2 separate regions of the Homo sapiens genome follow, and region 1 is linked to region 2. A link is a contact called in ENCODE Hi-C or POLR2A ChIA-PET data. All regions are on one chromosome and are shown on one strand. The core of a region is the stretch at or near the end of the contact, and the rest is flanking DNA. Distances in the headings are between cores, read along the strand shown.

The links. Hi-C counts contacts between places; a loop is a spot of excess contacts on that map. ChIA-PET counts read pairs that join two places held with the same protein, here RNA polymerase II (POLR2A). Pooled maps may share reads with other maps.
Region 1: a pooled map shows a loop between it and region 2 (2.5-fold over the local background). The contact joins two enhancer-like sites. A Hi-C loop is called at or near these places in 2 of 37 single-sample maps with no recorded cell type and 2 of 50 pooled maps. POLR2A ChIA-PET finds 5 or more read pairs at or near these places in 2 of 52 experiments (CD4-positive, alpha-beta T cell and Caco-2).

Annotation. Positions count from the first base shown.
Region 1 is chr2:62,330,359-62,336,915 of GRCh38, forward strand. No RefSeq gene overlaps it. Among named protein-coding and RNA genes, the nearest start is that of MIR5192, 130 kb to the left of the region's middle. RefSeq lists an enhancer at 3,646-3,875. Within about 2 kb of position 3,804, at least 3 of the 41 ENCODE cell types and tissues checked have a DNase peak (open chromatin) inside an H3K27ac peak, as active enhancers do.
Region 2 is chr2:62,124,330-62,131,191 of GRCh38, forward strand. The region is part of intron 2 of COMMD1 (copper metabolism domain containing 1); the gene reads left to right. Among named protein-coding and RNA genes, the nearest start is that of B3GNT2, 68 kb to the right of the region's middle. RefSeq lists a silencer at 5,271-5,471 and an enhancer at 5,322-5,371. Within about 2 kb of position 5,387, at least 3 of the 41 ENCODE cell types and tissues checked have a DNase peak (open chromatin) inside an H3K27ac peak, as active enhancers do.

The DNA of each region.
Region 1 (6,557 bases), core at 2,554-5,053, 200 kb after region 2:
CCTCAGGAGGGCCTGAGAACATGCGCCCAAGGTGGTCAGGGCACAGTTTGGTTTTATACATTTTAGGAAAACATTAGTGTATTAGTCCTTTTTCATACTGCTATAAAGAATGGCTTGAGACCAGGTAATTTATAAAGAAAAGAGGTTTAATTGACTCACAGTTCAGCATGGCTGGGGAGGCCTCAGGAAACTTATAATCATGGCAGAAGGTGAAGCAAGGCACCTTCTTCACAAGGCAGCAGGAAGGAGAAGTGTTGAGCGGAGGGGGAAGAGTCCCTTATAAAACCATCAGATCTCATGAGAACTCACTCACTATCACAAGAACAGCATGGAGGGAACTATCCCTTGATTCAATTACCTCCACCTGGTTTCTCCCTTGACATGTGGGGATTATGGGGATTACTCTTCTAGATGAGATTTAGGTGGGGACACAGAACCTAACCATATCAATGAGACATCAATCTAATACACATAAATGTACATTGGTTTGGTCCAGAAAGGTAGGACAACAGGAAGGAGTGGGGGACTTCCAGGTCATAGGTAGATTCAAAAATTTTTCTGATTGGCAATTGGTTGAAAGAGTTAAGTTATTGTCTAAAGACTTAGGAATGCCTGGGATAAGATAAGGGGTTGTAGAGGCAAGGTTTTCTCATGCAGGTAAAGCCTCTAGGTAGTGGGCTTCAGAGAGAATAGATTGTAAATGTTTCTTATCAGACTTAAAGAGTCTGTTCTATCAGTAATTCCAAAAAGGAGGAGGGTATAGGGAGGCAGTCTGACCCCTCCTTTCCATCATGGCCTGAACTAGTTTTTCAGGTTAGCTTTGGAATGCCCTTGCCAAGAGGAGGGGTCTGTGCAGATGGTGCGGGGCTTAGAATTTTATTTTTGGTTTACAGGAGCAAGGCAGCTCCCTGGGCTTTTTCTACAAAGGCTCTAATCCCACTCATGAGGGCACAGCCCTCACAACCTAATCACCCCCAAAGGCCCCCCCAACCCACCTCCTAACACCATTACCTTGGGGGTTAGGATTTTAACCAGAGAGGAGGAATTTTGGGGGAACACAAACATTCAGACCTTGGCACTCAGGAAGCTGGGAAATGATACCAGGTATTGGAGAGGAAAAATGGCTTTCCTCTATCCTTCTGGTTCATTGGCTAGGCTACTAATTACATTGACATTAGACAGATTAACAGGGGGAAAAACATGTTTAATTCCATGCATACACATGGGAGACCCACAGAAACAGGAGAGTCACAGAAGGGCCAAATGATTGGAGGTTATATAGCATCCTGAGCTACAGAAAGGAACAGGGGCTTGGGGCTTCTGGGGGGTTACCTTACACAGATGAAAAGTCTCTCAGGTAATAAAGCTTGTCTAAGCAGCCTTCTTCCTAATACAGATACTTTTACTAAGGTAAACTTCCTTTATAGATGTGTTTTTTTTTTTTTATAAAAAGAAAGCTTTTCAGAGCTACCCCTGTCTGCAGTTTCTCAGAATAACCAGCTCAAAATATACCAATGAAGTGTATTTTGGGGTGGCATATTTGGGTCTCCTACAGTAATATTTTTGGGTGGTGTGTCCTGAGCCCCAACACAGAAAGACAAACGATGGGGTCTGAGGACAGGTGAGCCAGCCTGAGGGTGAGTGGCTTTGGGTGGGGGACTGGGGAAAGGTCAACTGAATGAGCTGAGGATAGGGATGGGGTATCACATATTCAGGAAATGCTGAACACCCTGGGGGAGGGAAAGAAAACCTGGGGGTTAGAAAGCATGTCTACCAGGTGGGGCATGGTGGCTCAAGCACTTTGGGAGGCCGAGGCAGGTGGATCACCTGAGGCCAGGAGTTTGAGACCAGCCTGGCCAACATGGTGAAACCCCATCTCCACTAAAAATACAAAAAAGTTAGCCAGGGGTATTGGTGTGCACCTGTAATCCTAGCTACTTAGGAGGCTGAAGCAGGAGAATCTCTTGAACTCGAAAGGCAGAGGGTTGCTGTGAGCTGAGATCACGCCACTGCACTCCAGCCTGGGCGACAGAGCAAGACTCCGTCTCAAAAAAAAAAAAAAAAAAAAAAAAAAAAAAAAAAAAAAGCATGTCTACCAGTTTTCAAGTTGAAACACTGCCTCTCCTTCTTATTCTCCTACAATTCTGCTTCCATGGGTTTTCTACATGTGGCAGTGGTTAGGAGGAGTTTTGCAACATTTCAAACAAATGAGCTTTGTGTTTGTAGGGAAGGAAGGCTATCTAAACACTGATATGTCTAGAGAGACTGGTGAAGAACTTTTCCAAATGGGCTGCCAGGCTCTGCAAGCCAGTGAGCTCAGAGAAAAGCTCATCAGGGCCAAGAGAGAACTCTTTCTATATCCTCAGGATCCAGCCCTAGGTACCCGGGACAGCATTCTCTTCCCACCCAGAGAAGCCAGGGTTCCACAGAACTGAGCCTCCTTCCAGCACTAGCGGCTGGTGGGGGTTGAGGATTACCCGTATTTCATCCAACTGGAGACACCATCCACTGTAAGCTGCACTGTTATTTTATGTACCATTATGCAAGAAAAAAAAAAGCCAAATATGGAGACACCACTTAAAAGCTGGGATGCTGTAAGAAAATAAGTCTTCCCACAGGAGTGGCAGGCTGGAAATGCGCACGTCTCAATCCTGACACTGTGGAGGGAGGAACAACAATTCTCTCCTGACAATTTGAACCACGAGCCTGTGCTCATGCAGATTTGAGGTCTGAATTCATGCTGTCAGTGTGGTCTGAAAAAGTCAAGCTGAAAATTAATTTAATGTGGTCTCAGGTTGGTGGTGACCTAGAAGTGACTGGCAGCTGTGCATCATTTCCAGGAGAACTCAGCTTCGCATTGCAGGACGCCACTCATTTTAAAACACATCCTGGTTTCAGTGATGTTAAATATGAAGAAATGTGTTGCTTAAAATTAATGATGAAGGGGGCCAGGTGCGGTGGCTCACGCCTGTAATCCCAGCACTTTGGGAGGCTGAGGTGGGTGGATCATGAGGTCAAGAGATTGAGACTATCCTGGCCAACACGGTGAAACCCCATCTCTACTAAAAATACAAAAATTAGCTGGGCATGGTGGCGCGTGCCTGTAGTCCCAGCTACTCGGGAGGCTGAGGCAGGAGAATCACTTGAATCCGGGAGGCAGAGGCTGCAGTGAGCCAAGATTCCACCACTGCACTCCAGCCTGGCAACACAGCGAGACTCCATCTCAAAAAAAAAAAAAAAATTAATGATGTATGGGCATGAAACGGATGTGACGTTGGCTGAACTTATTACTAACTTTTCCAGGTTTGTCTGGAACGTTCCTGGTTTTAGCTCTAAAAGCCATGCTCCCTATGAAATCCCTCAGTCCCAGATGAACCACAAAGGTTGATCACTCCACCCATCTGGTTGTCTTTTGGAGTTATCTCCTCTGGCCTAGGGGGCCTTGTTTTTACAGGGGTGGGATGATTGTACCGCAGCACGGACACCTGACCTGGGGGGAGAATAGGGGAATATGGAAATTTAAACTCAGGAATCTGAAGAAATGAGAACACTTTCGGAGAACACTAGGCCTGGCCTAGTTATTCAGTTTCTCTTGGGTTCCTGTGCATTGAAATAATTTCAATAAATTCTCCCTTTTATTTACGTGCTCTTTGAGGGGTGGGGTAATTTCAGTATATCTCTGGCCTTTATAGCTAATGGGGCCCTGACTGAGGTAGGGAGGCAGCCCTGAAAGGCTTTTTAGAGGCTCCAAGACTAGCCTAGGCGCCAGGCTTGCCACTTGGAAAGCTTCCAAGAGAAACCAGCGATGCCTGTCAGCGGGTCTGTGTATGTAGGGGATGGGCTCTCCTTAGGCAGATTTGTCTAAATGAAGCAGAAGTACCATGAGCTCCATCCAACACTGTTGTTATTCTCACAACCCTGTAATTAGAATGATGTGAATTATTCCCTAAACAAAGGCCTAGAGAATAGTTTAACCATCTCTGTTTTATTTGTGTACTAAATAACTGTACTTGGAGTCATGTTTGTTTCCAAGCTCCTTATCACGTGTTTTCCTTTTTCTCTTCCCTGCCTCCTATACCAGTAAACTTCTTGAGGGAAGAGTAAGGTTCTCCTGCTCATACCTGCCTCTCCCAGGGCCCAGCATAGCTGCTTGTTTTCCTGTAAGCTCCTCGAGGACAGGGAGTGGGCCTCTGTGTGTTCCTAACGCCGAGCACCATCGTGACACCTAATAAGTTCTCAGTGAGTGAGTGCTGAACTGAGCTGCCACTTGTAGACTCACCAATAAATACCTGAGCCAAGGATGACGGATTTCCTCATCCAGTCATTCACTGAGTAGTTAATGAATTTGTATTATACGCCTCCATGCAGCTTACATTCTACTGAAAGGCAGACCAAAACCTAGTAAACAGACAAATAAAGTCAGAATAAGGTATGGTAAATGCTGTGGGAAACAAAAAGGAGAAAGAGGCCTAGTTGAGATAGAATAGCCAGGGAAAAACCCCTCTGAGGAGGTGACAGCTGTGAGAAAGGAAACACTTTCTCCCCACTCTCTTAGGTTCAGTGTTGGAGGCCTGTGAATTAAACTGACAAAAGACAGATTGGCAAAACAAAAACAGAATTTTACTCACATACATACATGGGAATTCACAGAAAAATGTGGCTCAAAGAGGTGATTAGGATTGGGGGCTTATATATCTTTTTCACAGGCTCTCAGATGAAAGACCTTTGTCTTTTGGCGGTAGCTCTGACATTTTATGACACAATATACACCCTTAATAGGAGAAGGGGATGGAGAGAAAGGAGACTGGAAAACCAGCGACTTCTAGAAAAGATAAATGGGCCCTAAGGCAAATAGATATGAGGGAGATATGATAGTTTTGTGACCATGTCTATTTAGGAGAGTTTTTATAGCCTTGTGGCTTCCCCTCTGGTGAAGGGAGTCACTCTTCCATGGTTGGGAAACCTCTGGGAAGGGGATCTATGATGGTTGCATTCTTTTGGGAGGCTCTGCTTTTAGGCAGAAAGGGGAGTTTAGGAAAGAAACTCTCTTCACCATGGTATGTTCTGGATCCTTTTGCTAGAAAGTTGGTTTCTTTTTTTTTTTTTTCTTGAAACAGAGTCTTGCTCTGTCACCCAGGCTGGAGTGCAATGGCTTGTGGATGTCCTTCTGCAGCTTTCTCTGTATTCATTGTTATGGACTGAATTGTGTCCCTCCAGATTCATACGGCGAAGCCCTAAACCCCTAATTCGACTGTATTTGGAGGCAGGGCCTACAAGGAGCTAATTAAGATTTAGTGAGGTCACAAGGGTGCAGCCTAAAGCCAAAAGGACCGCTGTCCTTATAAGAAGGGAAAGAGACACGAGAGAGCTCCCACTTCTCTCCTAAGCAAGCACAAAGAAGGGGCCATATGAGGACATAGGAGAAGGCAGCTGTCTACAGGACAGGAAGAAAGGCCTCACCAGAAAGCAGCCCTGACAGCATTTTGATCTTGGACTTCCGGCCTCCAGAACTGAGAAAATAAATCTCTGTTGCTGAAGCCACCCAGTCTGTGGTATTTTGTGATGGCAGCCCTAGCCAACTAATAGACTCGGATTAGTATACACAAAGATCCGTGCACAGGGAGTGTGTCTTATTTGATGTTTATTTGAGCAAAAATGGGATTGGGCTATACTCTCTTTCCTCTGAAACTAGCCTTAGTCATTAACACTATTAAATGGCCGTCTGGCTTCTTGCTGACACCCCACATCCAGTTCCATCAGGACGTCCTGCAGGCTCCACCTTCAAAATCCATCTGGAATCAGACTGCATCCCCCCACCTCGTGGCTTCCACTTGGTGCAAGCCCAATCCTGTCTCTCTCACTTAGCTACAGCAGCCTCTACACCCCTCTCTGCTTCCACCCTTGTCCCTTCAGTCCATTCCCCTCACAGCAGCCAGAGGAACCCTTTGAAATCTGTCAGATCACGTTGCTCCTCAGCTTAGAAATCTTAACTGGTTTCCATTCTACTCAGAGTAAAAACCTATCTTAGCCAGGTGGGGGGAGTGCATTCATTGTCTGTTACTCGGGAGGCTGAGGCAGGAGGATTGCTTGAGTCCAGGAGTTCAAATGCAGCCTGAGCAACACAGTGAGACCCCATCAGTAAAAAACCAAAAAAACCAAAACCAAAGTCTTCACCAGGAGCTGCCAGGCCCTACGTGGTCTACAACATGCATATACATCCCCCGCCCCCCAACATCCCTGCTCTGCTCTCTGACCTTCCCTCCCATCCCCATCTCCTGCTACCCTGGCCTCCTTGATGCTACTAGATCACACTAAGCACATTCCCAAATCAGGGCCTTGGCACTCAGTCTGGAATGCCCGTCCTCCTGATGGCCACAATGTTCCTTCCCTCACTTCCTCCCGGGCTCCATCCCCCAACCCACCACCATTATTCTTCATAGCATTTCTCACCAGCTGATACTATATACTTATTTATTTGTTTATGGCCTGTCTTCCTCCACTAAGATGTGAAATGCATGAGCAAAAAACCTTGTCTTATTCCCTGCTATATCCCTAGC
Region 2 (6,862 bases), core at 4,137-6,636:
TGCCAATAGTCCTAATCTCCTTTTCCAGAAAATGTTTTGCAGAGCTGCTGTGATATGGTCACATTAACCAGTTTAAGTTCACTTTATTTTTCCATCTTGTGGAAATATCTAAAAGATGGAGCAACACAGGTGGCAGAAGAGAAGCAGCAGAGGACCTGGATAATCTCTGAATAATTAAGATCTGATGTTATTTTATTTTAAAAATGCCTTTTGTTTGTTTGTTTGTTTGTTTGTTTTTGAGACAGAGTCTCACTCTGTCGCCCAGCCTGGAGTGTAGTGGTACCATCTCAGCTCACTGCAACCTCCGCCTCCTGGGTTCAAGTGATTCTTGTGCTTCAGCCACATGAGTAGCTGGGGTTACAGGTTTGTGCCACCAAGCCCGGCTAATTTTTGTATTTTTAGTGGAGATGGGGTTTTACTATGTGAGCCAGGCTGGTCTCAAACTCCTGGCCTCAAGCAATCCACCTGCCTTGGCCTCCCAATTTTGCCATTTTATATTAAACCTGTGTGTGTCCCTTGGAAAGTTGATCACTTAGATTTGTTTAGCAGTCACTTACATCAGTGGTAGATCTGAAATTTCCTAGATACCAAATGTCTCTTTCTTCCTTGAGTTTCTAGTAAGCCATTTGAAAGTTCATGTTTCCCGTAAAGTTTATTTTTGAATACAAGAATTTATGGGAATGCAGGCTTTTTAATTTTTAAGCATTCTAACACTGTCATCAGGTTGTCGTCACAAAAATCCTTTGAAATGCCTGAATGACATCTCCAGGAAAATCACTAATTGTCCAGTGATGATTAATGTTTTTGTATTACACTAATACTGTAATACTTAGTCCTTTTCTAGGAGATTGTGAGAATATGGATAAACACTTCCTCTAGAAGATTCTGTGACTCTGAAAGCACCTGGTAGGTGCTGAGGCACTGCTCTGTTCATTTATTAGAGTAAATTCTGTTACTTCCTGCAGACTCTATCTTAGTCCCACATAGCTCTCATCACGATATGGGTATCTATTGAGTTTGGGGGTGAGTCATTTTAATTTAATTGCTCAGTAATTAAGTTGCAGTCCTAGACTGACTGATGTCAGTCCTTTTTCAGCCTCAGTAGGATGACTTGCGTTGTGATTTGCAGTATGATTTTTTTTCTGTTTTGTTAGCATGCTCTCTGAACATAGTAGATGTGGGACTTATTGGCTATTGTGTTTGAAATGAGGCTATGTCTAGATAAAAATGGTCTGAATAAGGACCATTGGTAGTAATAGTTATTGTTTAAAAAAAAACTTTGTCAAAGGCTAAAGAAAAAATATTATGTCACAAATTTTCTTTTTGTAAAGTATTGTTTTAAGATACAGCATAAACTATCCATTGTATAAGAACAGGTTATAGCAACAAGGCCATGTTTCAGTTGTCCAGGACTTTTGATGCAAATTCTCTCTTTTTTTTAATTTTTATTTTAAGTTCTGGGGTACATGTGCAGTATGTGCAGGTTTGTTACATAGGTAAATGTGTGCCATGGTGGTTTGCTACCTATCAAACCATCACCTACATATTAAGCCCAGCATGCATTAGCTATTTTTCCTAATGCTCTCCTTCCCCCCACTTCACCCCCGACAGGCCCCAGTGAATGTTGTTCCCTCCCTGTGTCCATGTGTTCTCATTGTTCAGCTCCCACTTATAAGTGAGAACATGTGGTGTTTGGTTTTCTGTTCCTGCATTAGTTTGCTGAAGATAATGGCTTTGAGCTCCATCTGTGTACCCTGCAAAGGACATGATCTTATTCCTTTTTATGACTGCATAGTATTCCATGGTGTGTATGTACCACATTTTCTTTATCCAGCCTATCATTGATGGGCATTTGGGTTGATTCCATGTCTTTGCTGTTGTGAATAGTGCTGCAGTGAACATATATGTGCATGTATCTTTTTAATAGAATGATTTATATTCCTTTGGGTATATACCCAGTAAGGGGATTGCTGGGTCAAATGGTATTTCTGGTTCTAGATCTTTGATGAATCGCCACACCGTCTTCCACAATGGTTGGACTAATTTTACATTCCCACCAACAGTGTAAAAGCATTCCTATTTCTCCACAACCTTACTAGCATCTGTTGTTTCTTGACTTCTTAATAATTGCCATTCTGACTGGCATGAGATGTTATCTCATTGTGGTTTTGATTTGCATTTCTCTAATGATCAGTGACATTGGGCTTTTTCACATTTGTTGGCTGCATGAATGTCTTCTTTTGAGAAGTGTCTGTTCATGTCCTTTGCCCACTTTTTAATGGGTTTTTTATTGTAAATTTAAGTTCCTTGTAGATTCTAGATATTAGACCTTTGTCAGATGGATAGATGGCAAAAATTTTCTCCAACTCTGTAGGTTGCCTGTTTGCTGTGATGATAGTTTCTTTTATGAGAGCCATTCATGACAAACCCACAGCCAATATCATACTGAATGGGCAAAAGCTGGAAGCATTCCCCTTGAAAACCGGCATAAGACAGGGATGACCTCTCCCACCATTCCTATTCAACATAGTATTGAAAGTTCTGGCCAGGGCAAGCAGGCAAGAGAAAGAAATAAAGGTATTCAAATAGGAAGAGAGGAAGTCAAATTGTCTTTGTTTGCAGATGACATGATCCTATATCTAGAAAACCCTATCATCTCAGCCCAAAAGCTTCTTAAGCTGAAGCAACTTCAGCAAAGTCTCAGGATACAAAATCAGTGTGCAAAAGTCACAAGCATTCCTGTACACCAACAACAGGCAAGCAGAAAGCCAAGTCATGAATGAACTCCCATTCACAATTGCTACAAAGAGAATAAAATACCTAAGAGTACAGCTAACAAGGGAAATGAAGGACCTCTTCAAAGAGAACTACAGACCACTGCTCAAGGAAATCAGAGAGGACACAAACAAATGGAAAAACATTCCATGCTCATGGATAGGAAGAATCAATATTGCGAAAATGGCCATACTGCCCAAAGTAATTTATAGATTCAGTGCTATTGCTGTTAAACTACTATTGACATTCTTCATGGAATTAGAAGAAAGTATTTTAAAATTCATATGGAACCAAAAAAGAGTTTGCATAACCAAGACAATCCTAAGCAAAAAGAACAAAGCCGAAGATATCATGCTACCAGACTTCAAACTATACTACAAGGCCACAATAACCAAAACAGCATGGTACTGACACAAGAACAGACTCATAGATGAATGGAACAGAATAGAGAACCCAGAAATAAGACTGCACATCTACAACCATCTGATCCTCAACAAACCTGACAAAAAAAGCAATGGGGAAAGGATTCCCTATTTAATAAATGGTGCTGGGAGAACTGGCTAGCCATATGCAGAAAATTGAAACTGAACCCATTCCTCACGCCTTATATAAAAATTAACTCAAGATGAGGCCAGGGGGCCGGGCGTAGTGGCTCATGTCTGTAATCCCAACACTTTGGGAGGCTGAGGCAGACAGATCATTTGAGGTCAAGAGTTTGAGACCAGCCTGACCAACATGGTGAAACCCCATCACTACTAAAAATACAAAAAAATTAGGCATGGTGGCACATGCCTGTAGTCCCAGCTACTCAGGAGGCTGAGGCAGGAGAATTGCTTGAACCCAGGAGACAGAGGTTGCAGTGAGCCAAGATTGTGCCACTGCACTTCAGCCTGGGAGACAGAGCGAGACTCTATCTCAAAAAAAAAAAAAAAAAAGGATGAGGTTGGGCATGGTGGCTCATGCCTGTAATCCCAGCACTTTGGGAGGCTGAGGCAGGTGGATCATTTGAGATCAGAAATTCAAGACTAGCCTGGCCAAAATGGTGAAACCCTATCTCTACTAGAAATGCAAAAATTAGCCAGGCATGTTGGCATGCGCCTGTAGTCCCAGCTACTTGGGAGGCTAAGGCATGAGAATTGCTTGAACACAGCAGGCAGAGGTTGCTGTGAGCTGAGATGGCACTTCTTCACTCCAGCCTGGGCGACAGTGTGAGACTCTGTCTAAAAAAAAGAAAAAAAAAAAACAAAAAAACTCAAGATGAATTAAAGACTTAAATGTAAAACCCAAAACTGTAAAAACCCTAGAAGAAAATCTAGGCAGTACCATTCAGGGCATGGTCATGGGCAAAGATTTCATGACGAAATCACCAAAAGCAATTGAAACGAAAGCAAAAATTGACAAACGGGATCTAATTAAAGAGCAAATTCTTAATGAAATCTCATCTTAGTTGTTGATGTTGTTGTTCTTCCTCCTCCTTCTCCTACTCTTCTGCCTACCTCCCTCCCTCCCTCCTTCCCTTCCTTGCATTCTTAAGATATCAAAGTGCTACCATATAAGATATTTCAAGACCAGGCACGGTGGCTCACGCCCGTAATCCCAGCACTTTGGGAGGCCGAGGCAGGTGGATCACGAAGTCAGGAGATTGAGACCATCCTGGCTAACATAGTGAAACCCCATCTTTACTAAAAATACAAAAAATTAGCTGGGCATGGTGGCACACGCCTGTAGTCCCAGCTACTTGGGAGGCTGAGGCAGGTGAATTGCTTGAACCTGGGAGGCAGAGGATGCAGTGAGCCGAGATCACGCCACTGCACTCCAGCCTGGGCAACAGAGCGAAACTCCATCTAAAAAAAAAAAAAAAAAAATCAGTATCAAATGGTAATAGAAAATATCAAATATTGGTTCTAGCTTATCCTATTATTTAATACTTGGAGGGCAACCTTCTTACCAACCTAGGCATGATGACAGGCCTTGCTCTGCTCAACCTTGGAGTTTGTATTTGGTGATTCTATGCTTCGGCAGTCTGAAGAGACTTAGCTTTATGTGTGTACTGTTGGCTTTGTGAACCAGAAGAAATAGTGATTGAGACCAGTAAATAAAATAGGAAATGAAGAAACGATACCCTACATAGAAAATATTGGAAATATCAGAAGAATTAATATAATAACCTCTCTCTCCTCTTGCCTGAACCCAACTGTAAGGAGTGACACAATTTTTTGAGAACAGCCCCACAGGACATGGAATAAGACAGAGAAGGGAAGATAATGAATAGGAAAGGACAAATGGAAAATAATCAGCACAGTTTTCAGGAAAATATAAAATTTTAATTGGGGCCAGTGGTTCCTTAGGAAGGAAGTTGGGTGATCTTTTGCTACAGAGAAGCTATTTCTGGGATTCCAGGTCTCTTGAAGTAAAGGAGCAGTATCAATGATAATTGTAAGAAAGCCACAGAAAGTGTGGGAATGAGTGGTGAACACAGGTTTACTTATGAAGATGTTTTGAACTTCTCTGGCAGGCAATGTTCAGTGCTACTGGGTTTCTTATTTATTATTTAATTGCCCTTCAAGGAGCCATTGCCAATTTTAATGTCTGCCATATGTGTTCATTCTTGAGTGCTTGCTCTCCCTCTTCCTCTTTCTCTCTTTCTCTCCCCTCCTTCCGCTGTGGTTAAACACAGAAGACAGTTGCAGAGTTGTGGGTCAAAGGGTTATTTTAAGCATATGAAAGGACAGCCCAAACAGAGGATAGGCTTTATGGCCAAAGTTTGTGCTCAATAAAGAGTCCCTTTGAGCCGGGCGCCGTGGCTTACGCCTGTAATCCCAGCACTTTGGGAGGCCGAGGCGGGTGGATCACGAGGTCAGGAGATCGAGATCATCCTGGCTAACACGGTGAAACCCCTTCTCTACTAAAAATATAAAAAATTAGCCGGGCGTGGTGGTGGGTGCCTGTAGTCCCAGCTATTCAGGAGGCTGAGGCAGGAGAACGGCGTGAACCCGGGAGGCGGAGCTTGCAATGAGCCGAGATCGCGCCAGTGAGCGAGACTCTGTCTCAAAAAAAAAAAAAAACAAACAAAAAAACAAACAAGAGTCCCTTTGTGTCAACAAATGAAATTAAAAGAAAAATCTGGGGTAATAAGCTTTATGAAACATAGCCAGCTTTATGTGACTTTTTTTTTTTTTTTCTTTTTTGAGATGGAGTCTCAATCTGTCGCCCAGGCTGGAGTGCAGTGGCGCAGTCTTGGCTCACTGCAACCTCCCTCTCCCAGGTTCAAGTGATTCTCCTGCGTCAGCCTCCCAAGTAGCTGCGATTACAGGTGCACACCTATGTGGCCTTTTTGAATCAGTATTGGTTAGTGAAATTCTAAGGCATCCTTTCCCACTCTCACCCTCCATCCCCCAAATTTATCATTTTTAAAAGAAAACACAAGACATTAGAGCCAACATTGCCAATGTTGTATTATAATCCTAAATATGATCCATAAATTAGAGGATAAAGCGTTGTGAAAATTTTGCATGGGAAGTAGTATTACTGTAGAAAATATAGGACTGTTGTTTTATTTTATGTTGAATTTGTTCTAAATGGTTCTATTCAAGTATTTAATATGTGATAAGTCTTTTATTTTCTAGTTTAAGCATTTTGTCACTGTAGTATTGTTTTGCAGAAGAATTGCTCAGAACCTAGTTAAGGAGGTTTTTAAAATGGACAATAATACTCAAAGAGGTTATTTAGTGTGTAGATGGATAAAACCAAACATTTGCTTACTAACAGCCTTCAGTTATTCTGTAAACTAATAATCAATTATGCTCTCTAACCTTGCTAGGAAGTGAGTTAAAGCTAAAGCATTAAAGATTTAGGCTTGACCAGTAAGTTTCCTGAGGAGTGTTGAGTGGTTACCAGGGAAGGAGTTCATTAGGAATATGTGAGATGGCCTTGTCAGGAGGTGTTAGAGCTGGCTCGGTTTTTTTGTTGGTTTGGAGAGGGAATCCTCTCACGGATTTTGTCATAGGATTTTGTGGCTTTTTAACATTTGCACTTGGAGAGACAAAAATTTGAATATTTTGCCTTTGCTTTCCATTGTAATTTGGAA